6 separate regions of the Mus musculus genome follow, and regions 1, 3, 4, 5 and 6 are each linked to region 2. The links are chromatin contacts, found by POLR2A ChIA-PET in ENCODE. All regions are on one chromosome and are shown on one strand. The core of a region is the stretch at or near the end of the contact, and the rest is flanking DNA. Distances in the headings are between cores, read along the strand shown. Region 1 holds the start of A430046D13Rik (Riken cDNA A430046D13 gene). Region 2 holds the start of Rab5b (RAB5B, member RAS oncogene family). Region 3 holds the start of Esyt1 (extended synaptotagmin-like protein 1). Region 4 holds the start of Pa2g4 (proliferation-associated 2G4). Region 5 holds the start of Zc3h10 (zinc finger CCCH type containing 10). Region 6 holds the start of Cd63 (CD63 antigen).

What was found. ChIA-PET counts read pairs that join two places held with the same protein, here RNA polymerase II (POLR2A).
Region 1: POLR2A ChIA-PET joins it to region 2 with 11 read pairs in embryonic stem cell. The contact joins the promoter of A430046D13Rik here to the promoter of Rab5b in region 2. POLR2A ChIA-PET finds 5 or more read pairs at or near these places in 3 of 5 experiments (Patski and embryonic stem cell).
Region 3: POLR2A ChIA-PET joins it to region 2 with 13 read pairs in embryonic stem cell. The contact joins the promoter of Esyt1 here to the promoter of Rab5b in region 2. POLR2A ChIA-PET finds 5 or more read pairs at or near these places in 5 of 5 experiments (Patski and embryonic stem cell).
Region 4: POLR2A ChIA-PET joins it to region 2 with 15 read pairs in Patski. The contact joins the promoter of Pa2g4 here to the promoter of Rab5b in region 2. POLR2A ChIA-PET finds 5 or more read pairs at or near these places in 3 of 5 experiments (Patski and embryonic stem cell).
Region 5: POLR2A ChIA-PET joins it to region 2 with 12 read pairs in Patski. The contact joins the promoter of Zc3h10 here to the promoter of Rab5b in region 2. POLR2A ChIA-PET finds 5 or more read pairs at or near these places in 3 of 5 experiments (Patski and embryonic stem cell).
Region 6: POLR2A ChIA-PET joins it to region 2 with 11 read pairs in embryonic stem cell. The contact joins the promoter of Cd63 here to the promoter of Rab5b in region 2. POLR2A ChIA-PET finds 5 or more read pairs at or near these places in 4 of 5 experiments (Patski and embryonic stem cell).

Annotation. Positions count from the first base shown.
Region 1 is chr10:128,497,581-128,500,913 of GRCm38, reverse strand. A430046D13Rik (Riken cDNA A430046D13 gene) reads right to left here and starts at 1,667. Exons shown (of 2, transcript NR_131151.1): 1 at 1,388-1,667. It overlaps Myl6b (myosin, light polypeptide 6B), which reads left to right and starts at 2,229. Exons shown (of 7, transcript NM_172259.1): 1 at 2,229-2,286.
Region 2 is chr10:128,694,768-128,698,161 of GRCm38, reverse strand. Rab5b (RAB5B, member RAS oncogene family) reads left to right here and starts at 1,894. Exons shown (of 6, transcript NM_177411.4): 1 at 1,894-1,976. It overlaps Cdk2 (cyclin-dependent kinase 2), which reads left to right. Exons shown (of 8, transcript NM_183417.3): 8 at 1-223. It also overlaps a transcript of Pmel not described here.
Region 3 is chr10:128,523,907-128,527,338 of GRCm38, reverse strand. Esyt1 (extended synaptotagmin-like protein 1) reads left to right here and starts at 1,480. Exons shown (of 31, transcript NM_011843.2): 1 at 1,480-1,875. The coding sequence starts at 1,516.
Region 4 is chr10:128,564,354-128,567,867 of GRCm38, reverse strand. Pa2g4 (proliferation-associated 2G4) reads left to right here and starts at 1,934. Exons shown (of 12, transcript NM_011119.3): 1 at 1,934-2,128. The coding sequence starts at 2,041. It overlaps Erbb3 (erb-b2 receptor tyrosine kinase 3), which reads left to right. Exons shown (of 28, transcript NM_010153.2): 28 at 1-345.
Region 5 is chr10:128,546,478-128,550,014 of GRCm38, reverse strand. It overlaps Zc3h10 (zinc finger CCCH type containing 10), which reads left to right and starts at 2,269. Exons shown (of 3, transcript NM_134003.2): 1 at 2,269-2,321; 2 at 3,124-3,187. Rpl41 (ribosomal protein L41) reads left to right here and starts at 847. Exons shown (of 4, transcript NM_018860.4): 1 at 847-927; 2 at 1,042-1,066; 3 at 1,335-1,357; 4 at 1,586-1,905. The coding sequence starts at 1,055. The coding sequence ends at 1,628. It also overlaps the pseudogene Gm9176.
Region 6 is chr10:128,908,431-128,912,156 of GRCm38, reverse strand. It overlaps Cd63 (CD63 antigen), which reads right to left and starts at 2,291. Exons shown (of 8, transcript NM_007653.3): 1 at 2,199-2,291; 2 at 1,686-1,762; 3 at 517-705; 4 at 288-362; 5 at 94-189. The coding sequence starts at 1,751.

The DNA of each region.
Region 1 (3,333 bases), core at 418-2,917, 200 kb after region 2:
TGAGGGAATTTGAGGCCAGCCTGGTCTACAGAGCGAGCCCAGGACAGGTGGGTGTACTGAGAGTTCTGGTTTCTTTAAAACCCCCTCATGTTATGTGCTTTTGTTTTAAGCCCAAGTGTGGGATATGGGGCTTCTTCAGTTTGTCCTCAGCCACTATGATTGTCTTGTGCTCCAAGAGGGGCATGGTTTTGCCATCTGCAGATAGTTTAATTCTAGAGACTCTGGAGAGGATATTAATACAAGGGCCCCTAGAAGGCCTACGGCAGCTGCTCCCCTTGCTGTTGCTGGGATGCTGACTTGCCCCTGGGAACACCACAACCTAACCAAGGAAGAAGCCTGTGGAGGTCTTCGTCCTCTTTCCTCTGTAGCCTTTCTCTCCTACCTCATGTTGTATTGGGGCGGGGGGGAGGGTTAGAAGGGAGAGAATAGTATAAGAACTCTCAATAAAATAGATAAAAAAGACAAAAGTCAACAGCCAAGCCTATGCAGAGAAACCTTGTCTCAAAATAAAAATAAAACAAACACAAAATCTAGTTGTATAGGGTGAACCCACAATTATTCAAGTTTCTGAAGTGATACACTGCTGTGTGATTATCACCACTTCTTTCCTTTCAGGGCTACGAGGGTAGAGCGCTTGCCTGGCATGCAGAAAGCTCTGGGTTAGACCCCAAGAACCTTAGAACACAGAGTAACAGGGAGGCAGGGCAGGCTAGCCAGTGCAGCAGCAGACTGAGGCCATTGAAAAACGTAAACAAAAAAGTCACACCGGACCACATATCTATTAAGATAAAACACAGCCAGGCATGGTGGCACATACCTTTAATCCCAGCACTCGGGAGGCAGAGGCAGGTGGATTTCTGAGTTCGAGGCCAGCCTGGTCTACAAAGTGAGTTCCAGGACAGCCATGGCTATACAGAGAAACCCTGTCTCAAAAAACCAAAAAAACAAAAAACAAAACAAACAAACAAACAAACAAACCAGGGGGGGTGGGAATCCTTTTTAATGGTGATGGAGACTGAACCCAGAACCTGAACGGTTGTAGACAATTGTTCTGCCAGCCAGCTCTAACTTCAGCCCTTATTCACTGTTGTTTTGAGTCTCACTGTATAGCCCAGGCTCGTTTGTCCCCCCCCCCCCCTCACCCCCCGACTTGGGATTACATTTGTGTTATCACCAAGACTGCTTTCTTGTTCTTGCTTTCTAGTTTAAGACAAGCTCTCAGGCGTCCCTTCCCTTTCTGCTCTGAAACTGGATCTTATGTAGCTCAGGCTGGCCCGAAGTCCCTACGTCCCAAAGACATCTGATTCTTCCTGTCTCCACCTCCTGAGTGCTGGGACCCAGAGCTTTGTGCAACCAACTGTGCTACATCCCTTGCACCCGTACAGACCTTTTTACTCAAGCTTTTTCCAGCCGGGGAATGTCCGTTTCAGGGTACAAAATTGGCTTGTGCCTCATTCTTCCTATGGCGCCGCTGGGAGTCTTCTACCCTGAGCTATTTCTGGTCCACTTGCTTGCACAAGCTCTAGTATGAGGCGCGCCGCCAGAGTTATTTATTCGTCTGTTTCGGGACGGTGGGCCGGTTCCCTCTCTGCACTCAGACATTTGCTAAACTCCAGGGAGAAAGTGCAAATACTCAGGCTGGGCAATGGTGTCGGAAAGGTAAAGAAGGACTGCAGAGCCCAGCGTTGCATTTGTTGGGTATCTCGGGGGGGGGAGACCGCGGTGCATTGGCGGCCTCAGCAGACGCCTCCACAAGGAGGAGAGTGGAAGCAGATGGCCAGGCTAAATTGTAAATCTTAACATCTACTTCAGTCAGTCTTTCGACCACTATCAAATGTGAAATAAATAAATAAATAAATAAATAAATAAATAAATAAATAAATAAAACGCAAAACTCTGCCAAGTTACACCATTCCGCAGCTAACAGCCTGAGGAAGCCCCCGCTGCCGCCCCGCCCACCGCCCGGCCCCTCCCACCGCCCGGGCCGGCCCCGCCCCTAGCCTTGCGGGCGTCTGTGGGTCTGCAGCCGCAGGGTCATGGGTGGGGACAGCTCAGGCCCTTTCAATTCCGGAACCGGCGCACGCCTCAGGACCTGAGTCACCAACTGTCACCAGGGGCCGGAAGTCACCACCAACTCTCACGGCTGGGAAAAGGTTTCCTGTGAGCCTGCGGGTGCTCGCGGACTACGACTCCCAGCATGCTCTGCGGCAGCCGCACTTAACCCTTCAGGGACAGGAGCTGCCCTGAGTCCCGCCCCCCACCTGCCCCTTCCTCGGACCCGGCAAGGTGAGTTTTGAGGGGCTGGGAGGGTCTTTTTCCTCTCTAGGGCTTAGGAGTGAGTGAAAGTGAGGGAAACGGGCGTTTTGTTTAGGAAGGATTCTTTATTTTCCAAAAATGGGACAATTTGCAGTAAAAAGATTCTGACGCCCTTTTGCAAATGGGAGACCCACTGCTACTCTGCGAACTCCAGGGCCTAAGTGGAATGACCAGTCTCTCAGAATGCCATGTAATTCTTCTTTATCCAAGAACAGAGTAGCCAGAACCTCCTAGCTCCCAAACATCATCTTTTCCCTTCATCAGCGCTTCCAGCAAGGTTTGTGACTCAAAGCTCAGCTAAGGTTTTTGATGTGATCCTGACCAATGGTGTGTCCGTGTGGATACCTATGAACTCCTTTGGAGGTCCTGTAACCTTTTGGGTTATTAGGGGGCTCTTTGTCTCCCAGGGCCCCCTCCATGTGTGTGTGTGTGTGTGTGTTCCCTCCATGCTCACTAGGCATTATAGCCTTTTGTTTGATTTGAATAACATTGTCTTGTTGAAAAATGTTCCTTCTTTGGAATTATGTGTGACAGATGTTAAGCCTTGCCTACACTGGAACCCCTAAACCAACATTAGGTATAGAAGTCAGTGGGTAATAACACGCTCGAGTTACTGTGCATAGTTTAAGGTTGGGGGTAGGTGGGGGCCCAGGGATTACAAGTTCTAAGGATACGGGAAAAGACAGAAGGGAGTGCAAAGGCCTCCTCTCACCTTTTACTGTTTCCAGAACAGATTTTAAAACTTCCCACCTGATACCAGCCCCCCACCCCTCTACCCCGACTCCACCCCAAGCCCTTGCTTTGCTTGGGCTTTCCCACGGTCTAAAACTAATGCAAGTTTTTGTTTGTTTTTCTACTTTAGTTTTCTTCTTTCTCCCCTTAGCTCCTATCTCAGAATCACTGGCAAACATCCTATCTTCACCCTGGAGGTTAACAATCCCTATTCTGACAGGTCTCGTGTTTCTTCTCTGTACCCTTAAAGAAAACATTCTATTCAGCTGTAGGAGAGTGGTATCA
Region 2 (3,394 bases), core at 645-3,144:
TGGATACTTTAGTGGTTTTGTTGTTGTTTCTTCTTTTTCCTTTTTTTTTTTTTTTTGTCAGTGTGGATGGATTTGTTGCCATGTGCACTTTGGGATTTTGTAATTGTTAAAAGAAAATATTTCTTTTATGATTTTCTTCTCCCACTCCCTGTCCTCCAGTGTTCTGTTAATATTATTTGTAATTTAGTTTGTAAATTCATTAAAAGAAAATATTCTCAGCTGTAGAGTGAATCTCTTTCATATTTATCCTTCATTTATTTTTTTACTGAAAAAATGGTGTGGGTGATATTCTGAATGTGAATAAGCAGTATGTGTCCACCTAATCTCTGTACATGCAGGCCCTCCTGCCATGCTCTTTAGTGGGGTGTTTGTAAGGATGGAGAAACTGAAGAGCTTCCTTCCAACTTTCCCCTACTCACACAGGCACACCAATACAGAACACTGTTTCAATTCCTTCTTTTAGCAGCAACTTGAGTGGGCTTCAGGGGCCTTTGTCTCAACCCTCCATTTCCCAGGAAGTGTTCACCATTTTGTGTAGAGTTTTGTTTGTTTGGTCTGGTTTTGAAATTGTGTGTGCATGTGAGCCACAAGTGCCCGCAGAGGCCAGAAGAGGGCATATCATCTCTCCTAGAGTTACAGGCAGCTGTGAGCAGTGGTACTGGGAACAGGCCTTGGGTCTTCTACCGGAAGTGTATGCTTCTCTAGCTTGCCTCTAGGCCCTAGGTTCAATCCTCAGTACCGAAAAAAAAAAAAAATCCTCAGCAAAGTTGTCTAAATGTTTTTTCACATTTACAAACAATTCAGAAAATATCAATGTGAAAATATTTAGGAGGCTAAAGTGTCTTCAGACTACCACTTTCTGTTGTCATGGCAATTCACCCCAAAACTACTGTTCTCTAGTGCGCCACTAAAAAGAATTTACAAGATAAAAGTTGTTTAATTTCCTGGTTTTGGGTCTTTACTTTTTTTTTTTTTTTTTTTTTTTTTTTTTTTTTTTGGTTTTTCGAGACAGGGTTTCTCTGTGTAGCCCTGGCTGTCTTGGAACTCACTTTGTAGACCAGACTGGCCAGACTCAGAAATCCGCCTTGCCTCTGCCTTCCCAGTGCTGGGATTAAAGGCGTGCACCACCATGCCCAGCAGGGTCTTTACTTTCTTAATTTGACACAGAAAGCAGGGCACGGGGAGAAGAGAAGGTTAATGCTGGTATCATTGTTTTTTGTTTTTGTTTTTTTGGGGGGGGGACATCGTTGTGTAGCTTGGAACTCATGGAGATCCTCCCGATTGCTAGGATTAAACATGTGGGCCACCAAGCCCAGTTTACTCCCCTCCCCATCCCCCTTATACTGAGGTCTTGTTAAACTGAGTATCCCGGGTTAGCCTCAAACTCAGAACTGCCTCCACCCCAATCCACTGTGCTGAGATTGGGAGTGCCACACCACACCCGACCAAAAGCCTTCTTCACTTCTTCACTAGCCTTGCCTGCCTGTCAAATTCGGAAATTTCCCAATACTGGTTAAAATTTCCTTTTGACCCGCCTTCTTCACTCACCTGATTAGATGTTTACGAGTCGAGAGGCGGGGGAGGGGTGTCACGGGTGTTGAGGTTCTATTGGCTGACGCACATGCCTGTCAGTGATGCACTGCCCCCTTTCCCAGGAGCTCTCTCTTTAATGGCTACTTATCCCGTCAATCTTCAAGGCTTCTCGTGTAGGTATTGGCTTGCGGCCTCGCCAATCCAGTCTCTCACTTGTGCTAGTTGGTGATAGTCCCTCAGAGCCCGCCTTTCTCCAGAAGATTGGCGGGCGGACGCTCACATAGCCCACCCACCACGGTAGGCGGGTGATCTTGCGATTGGCTGGAGCCGCCCCGGCGAGGAGGAGGAGGAGGAGGAGGCGAAGGGGGTAGGAGTTTGGTTGAGCTGCAGCTGTTTGTCTGTTCCACACAGGCTTGGGCCCGACGGGGGATACGGAGCCCCAGGTACCGAGCTGATGGAGCCCACAAGGGCAGAGGCGGAGGTCCCGAGAGGAGCGCCGCCTGGCCTGTGGCAGAGGCGGGGCGGGCCGACGTCAGGGCTCCAGAACCTCCTGGAGAGGGCCGAAGGGGCTGTCCCACAGGCCTAGTGGGCGCTGAGGAGGTGATCGGCAGGGCTGGGAGCCGAGCCTCTAGTTGGGAGGCGGCTGGGTTCTGGCTGTGGTGGCCGCTCGGGGGCCGGGCGCGGGGACCCGGAGCCGGTGAGGACCAGGGCCGGCCTCGGGACTCTGAGCACCGCGGTGAGGAGGGAGGAGCTGGGGTCGGAGACCAGGCAGTGAGGGAGGGGAAGCCAGCCCATTTGGCTGGAGGTGTGGAGGGGACAGTGCTACGCCCAGCCCCGAGGGTAGCCGAGGCTGGGTCTCCCGAGACATCCACTGTTGGGGCTCTTAGCCGAGAGAGGCATTCTTTTCAGGGAAAGTGACTGTTGAAAGGGGAACTAGGGGTACTGGTGTTGCCGAGAGGGATTTGGTCTCACTGAAGTCAATGAAGAATGTAGAAGACCAAAGTGGAAGGAAGTAGAAACGGTTTGCTATTAGTAATGGGAACTTCTGGAATGATGGTGAGGGGAGGCTCAGTATCTTGGAAGTTCCTTACTCTTCTGTTCCTTTAGTGCTTGGGTGTGGTGATTTGAAGTTTTGGGGTACTTCAGGAATAGGGAATGAAGACAAAGGTAAAATTATGTATTATTCCATGGCGCCTGGCAGCTCTACGTCCAGCCCCCCCCCCCCACACACACACACCACTTTAGTTTACCCTGACCTCATAGCTAGTCATGACTGCACTCCTGTTTCCTTTAGGTTTGCTATTGTATTCGTTGTTTTTCCTATTTCATCTACTGTGAGAGAACTAAGAAAATTTGGGAGTGCTTTGCTCAGTCTTTCCCACTTCATAATGTGATCTGTGGTGACTACGCTTATTTAACCTAGATTTGAGGAACTCTGTCATTTGCATGGAAAGGGGCAAAGCAATCCCCAGCCATTAAAAAAAAAAAAAAAAAAAAAAAAGGACCATGTTTATTGAAACTTCTGTGAGACTTGCACTTGAGCATTTCCTAGATAGTTAATGGGACAGACTATTCACGCCAGGAACTGTGAGGTGATATCCCTGAAGGGATTTGGGGAAGAATTGAGAGGTTAGCTACCAGAAGGTTGGCACCATCCTTTCTTCTTTGCCCACTTATTCAGGAACGTGTGTGTGTGTGTGTGTGTGTGTGAGATTAGTTATTTAGGTCAAACCTTGAGGTATTTAGAAAGATGGATTATAGAGAATGAAGAAGTCTTTAAATTATATTATATGTAATAACCTGCATACATATGTGAGCCACAATGTCAGAGGATAACTTGTGGCTGTTTGGTATTCAAACA
Region 3 (3,432 bases), core at 231-2,730, 170 kb after region 2:
CTGTCAGAATTCTTCATTTTAGTGTCCTAGATGTTCCCAAGGGTGCTGGCTAGTTTTATATCAACTTGACATAGTCTAGGGTCGTCTGAGAGGAAGGAACGTTGATTGAGACGAAGCCTCCATAAGATCTGTAGGCAAACCTCTATGTAGAACATTTCCTTAATTGATAGGGAAGGGCCCAGCCCATGGTTGGCGGGGGCCATCCCTGGGCTGCTGGTCCTAGGTTCTATAAGAAAGCCGGGGGCTGGTGAGATGGCTCAGTGGGTAAGAGCACCCGACTGCTCTTCCGAAGGTCCGGAGTTCAAATCCCAGCAACCACATGGTGGCTCACAACCATCCGTAACAAGATCTGACTCCCTCTTCTGGGGTGTCTGAAGACAGCTACAGTGTACTTACATATAATAAATAAATCTTAAAGAAAGAAAGAAAGAAAGAAAGAAAGAAAGAAAGCCGGTTTAGCAAGCCAGTGAGCAGCACCCCGTCCCCCGCCCCCCATGGCCTCTGCATCAGCTCTTGCCTCCAGGTTCCAGCCCGGTTTCAGTTCCTGCCTGGACTCCCTTCAATGATGGACTATGATATGGAAGTGTAAGTCAAACAGACCTTTTCCTCCCCGACCTGATTTTGGTCAGCATCAGGAAACTATTGCAAAATGTAATAATTACTGCTGCCGTTGAACACCGCCCCTCCCTGACTATAATCTTAATCGGCCCTCTATGATAGAGATGACTAACTCTGGATTCTAAAAAGAAACAAAATCTCACTTATCTACCGATCTCCTCCCCTCACCCCACTTCTTCAAGACTGGAGTATTAGAACTCTAATGTTCATCACGCCCCAGCTGTCGCTGACTTGTTCCTTTTCACGGACAAGATAGGGGGACTGAGGACAGCACAGACAGGGCCGCTAGACAGGGTCGGTCATCCTAGACTTTCGTTCTAAATCGGTCTAATTTCCCTAACGTTTCGCAAGGGCAGCCAGTAAAAACTCAAAGAATATTCTTAGAGGCAAAAACGAACGTTCTCTGAGTATCAAACGCTGGGAAAGTTGACAAAGAATATTTAAGATTCAGACCAAACCCTGCCAAACCATTTGAACGTGTGGAGAGATACACCCTCAACTCTAGCTCACTCTGAACTCAGTAATTAGAGTAGCGGCTCTGCATGACGTAACTCCACAGGCGCTCCAATCCCACGTGGGAGGAGCAGCTGCTCCCGCCTCTTAAGTGGGACGCTACGCCCCGTTCTCTCCGTGACCAGTCAAATACTGTCTTTTGGTTTCTTTCCCCCCCTTTTCCCGCCATCCAACCCTCCCATCTTGACCCTCTGGTCCAATCACGGAGGCCCTGCCATCCCAAGTCCTCTCTAGCTTCCCAAGTCTACGCGGCGCTGCCCCAACAGGCAGGGGCGGGGCGGGGCTTGAGGTCCCGGGGGGAGCACCATATATTACTGGGGGGGAGCTGGACCAGACACTGAGCTGCCTGCAGCTGCTCGGGCGGGCACTCCCAGAAGCTGCCCCATGGAGCACTCCCCTGAAGAGGGCGCCAGCCCCGAGCCGTCAGGGCAGCCCCCTGCCACGGACTCCACGCGGGACGGGGGCTCCGGGGTCCCACCTGCCGGCCCAGGTGCGGCGAGCGAGGCCCTGGCGGTGCTGACTTCCTTCGGGCGCCGCTTGTTGGTGCTGGTGCCGGTGTACCTGGCAGGGGCAGCGGGTCTTAGCGTAGGTTTCGTGCTTTTCGGCCTCGCCCTGTACTTGGGCTGGCGCCGGGTCCGCGATGGGAAAGAACGGAGCCTGAGGGCAGCGAGGCAGCTGCTGGATGACGAGGAGCGGATCACCGCAGAGACGCTTTATATGAGCCACCGGGAACTACCTGCCTGGGTGAGTTACCACTTCAGCCCTTGGTGCAGTATAGCTCTTCCTAGCCCCTCAACTTGGGGCTCTCCCACCCTACAAAGTCAGCTCCCCCACCTAGGACAGCGGGCCCCCAGACTTTGCATCGTCCCGTTAGCGCTTGTGTGCTGGGACGCACCACTCCTGGACGCGGCCACCCACTCTCCCCGCCCACCCTTGCCGCAGAGCGGATCCTTCCACGGAATCGGGACTTCTTCCTCCGTCTCCTCGGACTACAGCAGTACATCTGAGCTGCCGCTCCCAGCCAAGCGTGTAGAATGCTCGCTCCTCCTGACTTCTGGTGCCACTCGCGCCTTTGCCGCGCTGCCTCTGGGGATCCCTCCACCCCCCACCCCGCGATGGCTCAGAGGTTCCCCCGCCTTTGCTAGCGCTTTCAAGGCTTTTTATCTACTTCAGGGCATTAGGGTTTTCCGTTTCCTGCCTTGTCTCTAGGTACCCGCTGAGACCCAGCCCTGCAAGCATTGTTCCGCTGAGTCCCAGCACCTGGAAATGACCTATCGCGGTCGCCTTCCAGCCTCAAGCCAGCCGGGCTGCTGGGCTAAGGGAGGAGGAGGTTCTGGGAAGAGGGTAGTGCGGCAGCTGTAGTTCCCGCTGCTCCTTTTTACTCGTACCCAGGGCGGCCCCACCCTTTTCCGGACTGTGAGCAGCCTTCGCTCGCTCGTTTGCTCAGCCGACCCAGGCCCTCATTACTATACCCTGTCTCCTGGGCTGAAAAGATGCCTCCCTCTGACCTTGCTAAGCTGAGCGGGTTACCAACCCCTTTGGGGTACCCTCCCTACTCTTCTCACTTAGAGGTGACAGGTAGAGAGAGGCAGACACCAGTCACACTTGCCATTCCCTGGAGAGAAAAGAAGAAGAAACGGTTTCATGTGCCCTAAGTAGCAACTGTTATTGCTACTCTTTATCCTTGGAATTAACCCAACACCTCCCTACCTCCGTGTACAGCACAGGTGTCCTTTCCCACTCAGGAAGAAAGAGAAAGGAGCTAGGGAGGAAAGGAATGAGGGAGAGAGTGCGGAGGCTTGCGCAGGCACTAGCGCACCAGCGCACCAGGCCTAAGACTTCCTGCCAGTCTCTAGGTTATCAGGGTTTGGTTTCTTCTTCACCTTCTTATACTGGAGCCCACGCCCGGTCCCAGGGGAGCAGGGAAGGCTGGACAAAGGAACTAGGACTTCTTCATCCCAGGATTCCCCGGAGTTCTGATTTGACAGGATCTCCTCCTGAAAGAATGTACCCTTCTCTTCAAGACTCCTCCCCCTCCCCCTCCTTGGCCCCAGAAGCTGCCATTTCGCATCTCTGAGCTAGCTGAAGCATCTCTATGTGGCCCCACATCCTACCCACTCCCCTTATTAAAGAAGCCTCAGTGTCCCCAAGTTCTAAGGAAAGAATTCTCCCACCCCCGGGATTGTATGCTTGGATCTGTGTTGAAACTTTTTTCTTACTGGGCGTGGTGACACGCCTTTAATCCTAGCACTTGGGAGGCAGAAGCAGGTGGATTTTTGTGAACTGGAGGACATCTTGGTC
Region 4 (3,514 bases), core at 685-3,184, 130 kb after region 2:
GCAAATGCAGCCAGCCACGTTTTCCTCCAGCACCCAGGCCTCTCATCTCAGGAAGGAGTGGAGATGACACAGGACAAGTAACTAGACATTTTTGTGTAAGCTGCAGGCCATTTACGTTGCAGATACACACTCATTACAAGCCAATTCGCAAAGGTTCCAAGACTCCTATTTTGGGAGCTGTTCTCAACCAGTAGTGATAAACTTCTGGTGGGATAGAAAGAGGATCCATCTTCAAACCTCAAGTCTTCCTGGATGGGAACTGGGGGGAATGTCTTCTTGTACCATTAAAGTTTTTTTGTTTTGTTTTTATACGTGTCTAAATAAAAATGTCAGAGTTTTTTTGTTTGTTTTTGTGGATTCCTGTCAAGTGGAAAGTACACATGACCATCCCTTTTCTTTGCTTCTTAACAATGGGTGGCTTTCTCTGCTTCTGACATTCTGTCACAAGTAATGTAACCAATCTTGATTTGTTCTAAGATTTTAATTATGGGTATGTGAGAGAGTGGGAGTTTGGGAATGGTGTTATGTGCACGTGAGTGCAATGCCCACAGAGGCCAACTACACAGTGCTAAGAGTTACAGGTGACTGTAATGTTCTGGGAACTCCCTTCCCTCTGCAAGGATACCAGGTTATACCAACCAGGTTATTTCTCCAGACCCTGTTTGCATTCTAGTCTTTTTCTTTTGTTTGTTTTTTCGAGACAGGGTTTCTCTGTGTAGCCCTGGCTGTCCTGGAACTCACTCTGTAGACCGGGCTGGCCTCGAACTCAGAAATCCGACTACTTCTGCCTCTCAAATGCTGGGATTAAAGGCGTGCACCACCAGTGCCCGGCTTTGCATTTCTAGTCCTTTCTACTAAAGGGTTTTTTACTGGGGATCCCTACAAAGGAACAAAAGTGTAAACAATTAGGAACAAAACCCTAACCCCCTGATTGTTGGGAGAAAATGAAAAAGCTCAAGCAAGCCTTGGGTTGTTTTTATTTTTTCCTACACAGGTTGGGTACTGAAAACTTGAAATGATGCAGAACTTTTTTTTTTTTGTTCGAGACAGGGTTTCTCCATATAGCCCTGGCTGTCCTGGAACTCACTCTGTAGACCAGGCTGGCCTCCAACTCAGAAATCTGCCTGCCTTTGCGTGCGCCACCTCATCCCGGCGATTCAGAACTCTTAAGAGTGACCAAATCCCTCATAAACGTTTCCCTTAGATGGCCCCCATCAAAAACCACGGCTGGAACAATAGTGCTATTTTATTCTAGTCTAGTAGGAAGTCTGGCCTTTTTCTATTAGCAGGCCATGGTACATGTATAATCACCCAGACTGTCCAGTTAGTGCTCGCTTCCAGCACCCTAGGACTTCCACCTCCGCTCAGCCCCTCCCAGAGGTTATCCCAGCACTGGAGGATTTGACCAGCCAGGCCGGTCGCGCCGGCCGACAGGGGAATCCAAGGCTACGCGCACGGGACAACCGCCCAAAACGTACACACACACCCACTGACCCTAGTCCTATGGCTCCAGGCTCCACCCTGTTCCACCCTGCCCAGCGGCCTCTCAACCCTTTTCTCCCTGTAGCTCCACCCCTCCCCGCTTGGCCCGCCCCTCGCTGTTACGAGCTCAGGGTCGGCGTGAATGAGAGGTTTTTCCCGGAGAGACCACGCTTTCCCTCAAGCTCCCCAACGGCTCCGCCTTCCCGCCGGGGCCAGACTCTTCCCAGCGTGCCCGGCGATTCCGGCGTGCGCAGACTTGGGAAGGCAAGTCCTCCCAGGGCCTGGCGGACGGGCGCGAGGAGCAGGCTGGGAATTGTAGTTCTAGAGCCCGCGAGGGCGGCTGGGAACTGGCCGACAGCAGGACTCATTGTCCCAGTGTGCCCTGCGCCTCAGCCCGCGCGCTCGCAGCTTCTCGCTCTCTCTGCCCGCCCTCCCGCTCCCTTGCTTGCTCGCGCTTTCCTCGCGGATCGAAGAGACTCTAGCTACAGCCTGTGGCTGGGAAGGGAGACGGAGGCCGCAGCTCAGGGAAAGTGAAGCTGCAGTAGTAGCAGTAGGAAGATGTCGGGCGAAGACGAGCAGCAGGAGCAAACTATCGCCGAGGACCTGGTCGTGACCAAGTATAAGATGGGGGGCGACATCGCCAACCGTGAGTGCGGCCTCGGGGGTCTTGGAGTCGAGGCTGAGAGGGAGAGGTTTGGGGCTCTCTCCGGAGGGCTGTGGCGTCTGGGTCTTGCCGAGTGAGCCACCGAGGGGCGCGTGCCGACTGCCGGGGGCGACGTGGTGGGGAGATCTGGTGTCGCCCTGGGGACTGAGCAGCCATGCCTGGGCTGGAGAGTGGAGGTGCGGGCCGGCGACCGCGAGGAGTACAGAGAGGGGCCCAGGCATGCTCCGACCCTGGGCGGTTGGTAAGGAGGCAAGGCGCGTCGTCTTCTGCCCATACCCTTCGGTCTGTCCGGATCTATGCTCCCGACTGGCAGCAGTGAGGCCACCTCGAAAAGGAAGCGGCCAGCTGTTGGCGACGGAAGCGCCCCTCTGCCAGTCGCGGCTCTTGACCCGCGGGAGCTGAGCCGGCACGTGTTGCCAGGTCCCTGTGTGCGGATCGATGGCTCCCCACTTCCTCTCCTACCGTGCTTCCCCACCACGTGCTTTGCTAAAGTCTTTACTTCAGGTCTTCTTAGTGGGGACCCCCTTCGCCCCTTGACCTAGCTCGAGGGGCCGTTGGAAGACACTTCTGGAGCTTCTAAAACAACCTGGCTTTCCTGTATGACCACTGCTCCGGTTTTTGAAGGCGGCCTTTAATATTTGTTCCTAGAGCCTCTACAGTGTTTTGAGGTTCTGCTTAGACAGCTGGGCAAGCCTGTCTATAATACTGAAAAGAAGTGGAGAGAGACACGGATTTTAGGATTATAAGCATTTCTTAAATGATCTTTACTCTCCTAACAGTTGTCTGCCACTTGGACAGATAACTTTACTGTTTTCTCTTTCCAGTTCTTTCCCTCCCTTACCCCCTTATTTTTGGGGCTTTCTGTGTAGCTTTGGCTGTCCTGGTACTCCCTTAGACCAGGCTGGCCTGAGAGATCCGCCCACCTCAGCGTTCCAGAGTGCTGGGATTAAAGGTGTGTGTAACCATGCCCGGCTCTTTAACATTTTAAAAATTAAAATTCACTTGATAAAAACTGTCTTAGACTTGGCAGTGGTGGCTCACGCCTTTAATCCCAGCACTTGGGGAGCAGAGGCAGGCGGATTTCTGAGTTTCAGAGAAACCCTGTCTTGAGGAAAAAAAAAAAACTGCCTTAGGCCTTTAGAATGGACTTGACAAAATACTTGGAAGAAGGTATTTAGGGTGTCTTTGGTTACATCTTAGTTCCTCTGGAATCCAGAGAATAAAACACATAAGAAATCATCAAACCTAGAATTCCCATGATCATAAAGACATACACAAAATGATAACCTTATTTGGGGTGATGTTTTAGTATTTGCTGTTGGTTTGAATCAGACAGAATCTCCAACCCCACAGGCAACTTCAGATAAT
Region 5 (3,537 bases), core at 1,020-3,519, 150 kb after region 2:
GGCTCCATCTGGCCACAGCCCCATAGGCACTGGAGCCAGCATTGGTGTCATCCTTGTCCTCCAGAAAGGAGGACAGCCCTTCACCCATTCTGCCCCGGGCACTCCGGTCCCACCAACTCTACTGTCTCCTGTCGTCTCTGGTGATCTGAAGAAATTGCCTGGCGAGGAGCCTCGTTGCCACAGTTTGCCAGTAACACTGCCATCAGACTGGAGTTGCATCCTTTGTCCGCCTGTCTTGCCTACCACAGACAGATGACTAAAGGACACCCAGAGCCACAGATGATTAGCTATCCCCCAGTTGCTCTGGATCCTCAGCCCTAACCCAGGCTCTGCTACTTTTCCCTGATTCCCAATTTGTATAAATGTATGTTTTATGTGTGTGTGTGTGTGTTTTTTTTTTTTTTTTTTTTTTTTTTACTTTAATGTATTTGTGGTGAGGAAATAGAAATCCTTTCTGATTAAAGACATTTTTTTTTTTTTACTTAAAAAAAAAAAAAGATCCATCTGCCTCCCAGGAGTTGGTAATAAAGGCGTGCGTCATCAAGCCAGGGCAAAACTAGTAATTTTTACTACAAGCCACACCTATTAATAGTAGTAAATGGAAGTGTTTACCAAGAAACTACAACTCCCATGAAGCAACGAGGGAGAAGACGGAGTGGTTTTTTTTTTTTTTTCCCCGCCTATTTTTTCTCAGTCCCATACTGGAAACAGGTGCTGGTGTTGAAATAATACAATATCCTTAAAATAGACGGAAAGGTGGGGCTTGATAACACGCACTCTAGTAAGGCAGCCGGAAGTCGCTGTCTCGAGCAGCCCCGCCCTAAGGGACGACACACGGGCCGGCTCGGAAGTGACGACACCGAGCACGCCATTAAATAGCAGTAGGCCTCCCTCTCCGCCCTCTCGGTCTTAGCGCCATCTTCCTTGGTTAGTCGCGGGGTTTTCTGGCGTTCGGGTTTCCAGTGCAATCCGTTAACATCCGACCTCCACATTCACTATCATCACAGCGGGCTAACGGCATTTTTCCCTCTTTCTCTCTAGAGACTCCTGCGCCATGAGAGCGAAGGTGAGCGGCTCTTAGGTGGTGAATCGGGCACCTAGTCCCCGCCATGGTTCCTCTGCGGGCTTCCAGACGGTTTGCCTCGGGTGTTCGCAGTCAGGGAGAGGCTTAAAATTCTTGCTGAAGAAAAGATGGGGTGGGAAAATGAGGGATTCGGCTCTAAAACTGAACCGGTGTCCTTTGTCAAGCCCTGTGTTCTGAGCAGTTTCATGGCCTTGCACAAGCCTGTCTCTAACATTCTTTTTTGTCTCCTCACATGATCGGGTTTTTTTAGTGGCGGAAGAAGAGAATGCGCAGGTACGTTTAATTTTTCAAGACTACCTTGGGGCAGTGGGGGCAAGCTCGGTGTGGGATATTTGGTTGGAAGAAAATATCTGGCGGGAAGGAAGCAGGAGTCGCCGCCCAGTACAGCAGAGCTGGTGCTTGTTAATCTCATCGTCTCTTGTACTCGTGCACTAAGTGTACGTATTGATAGATGTGCAAAGGAAAAAAAAAAAACTCAGGTTTGTGTGCCTTCCATTCCAGGCTGAAGCGCAAGAGAAGAAAGATGAGGCAGAGGTCCAAGTAAGCCAGCCCGTGCACCTACGACGCCTGCAGGAGCAGAAGTGAGGGATGCTGAGGGCCGGGACAAGCTATCGGACTGTGTGCTGCCATCGGTAATGAGTCTCAGTAGACCTGGAACGTCACCTCGCCGCGATCGCCTGGAGAAATGACCGCCTTTCTTACAACCAAAACAGTCCCTCTGCCCTGGACCCCCGGCACTCTGGACTAGCTCTGTTCTCTTGTGGCCAAGTGTAGCTCGTGTACAATAAACCCTCTTGCAGTCAGCTGAAGAATCAAACTGCTGTTACGTGTTTTTTTGCGGTTCCTTGGGGTGGGGACTCGAGTGTGTTTCTGTATAGGCGACATAGTTTGGGTGTTTGATCTGGCTGGAGCCGGTTGAGTGTGCGCCCGAGGTTAAGTTACAGAGTTGGTGCGTTCACAGCGCCACTCCTACGTTTTGGGGGTACCACTGCGTAGAACCTGACGCTGAGCGGAGTTCCGGGTCCGGCGGAGTCCTGTTACCATGGTGATGCGCAAGGCTTGTTGGGAGCTTCCTGCGCCTACTAGCACGCAAGTTGGACCATAGAGTGTGTTTCCGGGTCTGGTAGCTAGAGCGTCTCTTTCTTCCGCAGGAAGCGGAAGAACCGTAGGGTGGGCGGCTCTTTGTCGAAGCTAGAGGACCGGCAGGCGGCAGCAGCAACTACGGCGGCGGCGGCAGGTGAGGGAGGCGGGAGACTTAGGTGGAGGCCGCGCCCGGAGGGGAGGAGTCGGGGATGGCCCAGCGACTGGGTTCTGCCCGGCCACACGAGCCTCCCCCAAACCCCCCGGAACCGACCTGGCTCTTCCTCGTTACCCAGGACAGAGCCCCTTTTCTCACTGACCTCGCTTCCCAAGCAAACGCCAGCCCCGTGACGTCACAGCCCTGCCCATCCCTCCGCCTGATGTCACCCCGAGCCCCCCTCCCCTTTCACTTCCTCAGTGTCCCAGTCACCTGGTCCACCGCTGAGTGCTGGCACCGCATCGCGGAGCCGGCCAAGCCAGAAGACTTCCAGGGAAACTCGTAGGACTTTTCGTGAACTCTAGGGTGTTGGGGGATGGTCGTAATCACCGCCCCCGAGTCTAGTCTCGCCTTCCCACTGACACTAGTCAGTTGTTGCCCTTGTCCAGCTTTCAGGTTTGGCTGGCGTTCCGAACTCCAACCCTAGATCGGATTCTGAACCCCATATCCTTCTCATCTTGAGGTAAAGCTCCGCTAACCTTCCTCACCAGGAACTGTTTTGTTTTTTAGTTCAGCTTCCCAATTTTTATTGGTCGGTTCTAGCCCTTATCCTTCTTAATAGGGACTTCTCCTTGTGATAGGTGACGTTCACTTTGACCTCTTAAGGGAGCCTAAAAGCCACAAAGCTCTTAGCTTTTTGTCAGAATTCATTCCAGTGTATGAAAACCACATCATATCCCTTTCACGTTTTTCCCTTGTTCTACTCAAATCTCCGTTTTTTGTTTTTTTGTTTCTTGTTCAGAACCCAGCAGTGATGTGGAGGTGGAGACTCACGGGAGCCCCGGACTTCACCTGAGCTACCTCAGGTATTAATTCTGGGATATTGGGGTGAGGAAGGCTATCATATCCAGTTATCTGCTTCTAGTGGGACTTGAAACATTGGTCAGGCTTTGAAGGCATTTAGTCTTCACCTGATCGTCATTTATGATCTTTTAAGGGCTTGTTTCTTACCAGTTGTTTCTTATATTCTGGGGCTCCTTTTCCCATCTTGTGTATTCCTGTGCATCTCTGACTTCTAATCTGGTTAGTTATTCTAGCAAAGTCAAGGAAGTCAAGGAAACGGGAAATCAAGAAAGGTATCTTTATTCCCAAACGGAAACTAGGAACTTCTCTTATTTGAACAGTAGGGGGAGCCTGAGTCCTACTCAGGGAACAT
Region 6 (3,726 bases), core at 1,042-3,541, 210 kb before region 2:
GAAGGGAAGAGGGATGGGAGGGAAACCTCCACTTTAATTCAGAGTTGAGAATCTTCTATCCCGGCTAACCCTCCTCCCGGCCATCCCACTCACTTCTTTCTGCAATTTGTCCAAAATAGTGGCTGTTTTGTTGTCTTTAAGGTAATTCTGCATCTGCTGCTGGAAGCTTTTATTAAACTCTGACTTCACCTAAGAGCAGAGAAGTGGGTGCTGTAGAGAACAGACTTCCGGCCCCAGATTCCCAGAGCAACCTGAGATGGGTCCCCCCCCCCCCATTCCCTGCTTACCTGGTCTCTAAACACATAGCCAGCAATGGCCACAGCCACCTCCACAAGCATGATAAGAGACAGGAAGATGGCAAACTGTGGGAGGACAGGAGTTGGGTTTGAAGTCTGGATTTAAAGGGCTTGCTCTGACCCGGTCAATTACTGAGACTTTCCTGGTGTTCTCCATCCACCCACCTTCACCACAGAAAAGGCTTCCGGTAGCCCCCAAGAGCTCCCACACCCCACTCACTGTAATCATGAGACAGTAGTTCTCCTTGCAGGCCCCACAGCAGCCCACAAAGGCCACCAGGAAGAGGAAGGCACCCACTGCAATGATGACCACAGGCAACAGCGAGCCAGCAGTAGTCTCATGGGTAATGGCCTGCTTCAAGACAACCTGAACCGCTACACCAATGGCGATCAATCCCACTGCACAGGCCTGAGGAAAAAGGCGAGAGTTAGGTCAGATCCTCAGTCCAGTAGCCCTCGCACCCGACCCCCACCCAGAAGATAGATCCTACACCTCCAGGAAACACTGGCTGTAGACAAGGTCTGCCCATCCTTGCCCCACAATGAAGGCTGGGAAGTTGTTTAAGGCACACAAGGAGAAGGGAATCGGGAGGTGTCATGCTGCCTTTAAACAGCGCTTCGGCACAGGATATGGGTTACTTTCTATGGACTCCCAGCTAGAGTCTCTCCCAGAACTACCCCCTCACTCCAGTGACTCAGGTCCTAGGGCCAGCTAGGCTAGGGCGGAGGAGGGGGTAAGAGTGGCCCCTTTCGGGCCGGGCGTGGTGGCGCACGCCTTTAATCCCAGCACTCGGGAGGCAGAGGCAGGCGGATTTCTGAGTTCGAGGTCAGCCTGGTCTACAAAATGAGGTCCAGGACAGCCAGGGCTATACAGAGAAACCCTGTCTCGAAAAACAAACAAACAAAAAAAGAGTGGCCCCTTTCAGAACACACAGGGAGGAGCAAATGAAGGAGGGCAGAGCCTTTCCTACCCCCAAGTAAATGAGAGGGCTAAGAGAATGGAGAGGAATCAACGGTGTGAGGAGTGGAGACAGCCCCTTGGCGATACCATCAGACCGTTGGCAGGTTGCCCCACCACCCCGTACCACGAATGGTTGGGTCACCAGACAGGAAGGGCCAGGAGGGGGTTGGTTGGGGGTGCTCCCCGTCTAGGATGGCAATTCTCGGTCCAAACTTTACTCAGAGGTCCCGGAAAGCTGCGCGTGGGGGATGGGGAAGGGAGGTAGCGCGGACACGTTCTGCCTTTGGCCCTTTTCCCTGGGCTTTCCTTCCACATCTGGCCTCCAGCTGCCTTCATCTCTGGGTCCCTCACCCTTCACGGCTCCCGCTCCAAGACTCCCCCCCCCGCACCCCGCCCGGGCGCCCCGTCGCTCTCCCCGCACTACTCACGCAGAAGGCCAGCAGGAGAACGTAGAGCAAAAACTTGACACACTTCATTCCTCCTTCCACCGCCATGGCTGTTGGGCCTGGGGCCGCGGAGAACACCAAGGATTAGAGCAGGTAGAGCAGGCCGAGGGGCCGCCACATCCGCAGCTCCCCGCCGGCCTTCGCAGCCTTCCCTGCGCGGCCCCCATCGCTGCCCTCCCACCCAGAAACCCGCGGTCAGACCCACGTCTCCCAGCCCTCCCCGCTCGCCGGCCGGACTGGGGCGCGCCACGCAGCGGGGCCTCGGGATCTCGGGATCCCGGGACGCACGGAGGGCGCGGCCGGACTCCAGGTAGATCTCCGCCCGCCGCTGCACAGCGCCGATTCCCGATCCCCGATCCCGACAGGCCGCGACCCGAGACCCTCGCCAGCCCCTGGGCGCGAGCCTCCCCTCGGGTGCGGCGCGGATGGCGCCCCGCGAACTTCGAGGCAAAGTTGCCCCCACGGACGTCCCCCGGGTCCCCGGGCCCGGCTCACCTGCGCTCCCCGACGCTTCTCAGTACTCTCCTGCCGCGGCTCAGCCGCCGTCTCCCGTGCCCCCTGCCCGCGCCCCGCCTGCTGCACGGCCCCGCCCCGGCTCCGGCCGCCCCCCTCCCCCGCAGGGTGGCCGCCTTCTTCCCTCCCTCCCTCTCTCTCTCATGTGACACGGGAACAGCTGCGGCCTGAGTCACCAGGCTAGCAGGGGGAGGTGAGCCCCCCGCCAGGACAAGGCCACGTGGCCGCTGCCTGGAAGGCTCGAGCCAGGAGCCGGACCTCAGGGTTCCCGGAGCCCTCTGCAACCCAGGCGCCGTCTGGTTCTCTCTGGTTCAGGAGTAGGCGAGTCAGAGTCCAGAGGACGCACGGCGGCTCAGAGTTGCCCAAAGACAGAACTGAGCCAAAGTATCAAAACGGTCATCTGCAGACCTCAACCCACCGAGTACCCACCACGCAGCTCCCTCTCCGTCCTTGTTCAAGGCCCTGCCCCCCGCCCCATTCCCGAGCCACCCGCAGAAGGTGTGGGTTGAGTGGCACTGGGTGAAGTCAGAATAAACACTTCCAGAAAGCCCCTAGCTTCCCATCCTAGAAGTCTCCCAACATTCTGGACTAGGGTTTTATGGCCCCAGCTTCTCCATTTTCTAGAACTCCTGAGCTGAGAAAACCCTTTGAGGAAGCCCTTGTCTAGAACCCCGTTTCCATGCGTCAATCATAACACGTCAGAGCCTGGGCCCTCCTGGGAAAAGATTAACAAAGCCTTAGAGCTCCCTTGCTCCTGGATTAGCCAGTGGTTAATGGAGATGTGAGAAAGGACACTAAGGCCGGCGAGGCAATAGCATGGACTTCCGTATCTTATTCCTCTTTTCATCAGAGATGGCAAAACCAGGTAAAGGCGAGAGTTAGAAATACCTTTCTCCCGTGTGCCGCTGGTGGTTCACAGAAGGAACTGTTGTAAAAAGCTCAGATAGGACCGACCGGCCTTACACTCCTAACCTGAACTTTGTCCTTTTCTCCGCAGCTCCTTCTGCCTTGAGTTGCTTACTGAATCTGAAGGGAAGGGACTGTATATAAAGAAACAATTAAAACAAAGGCCAGCTGGTGGCACACATATGTAATCCCAGCACTTTCATATTCTCTCTCTCTCTCTCTCTCTCTCTCTCTCTCTCTCTCTCTCTCTCTCTCGATAGGGTTTCTCTGTGTAGACCCGGCTGCCCTGGAACTCTATCTGTAGACCAGGCTGGCCTCAAACTCAGAGATCTGCCTGCCTCAGCCTCCAGACACTAAAAGTCCATGACACCACACCTGGCACAAGAAAATCAAAAATTCAAAGCCACTCTGGACAGTTTAGTGAGACACCACACACACACACACCTATCTCTTTGGAATCAGGGTCTCATGTAGCCCAGGCTGGCCTGGAATTCCATATGTAGCTGAGGATAACCCTGAACTGCAGGTCATTTTGCCTCCACAAGTGCTGGCACCACCGGTGTGCACAAGTGCATCTAGTTTATGCAGTTCTGGCACCAGACCC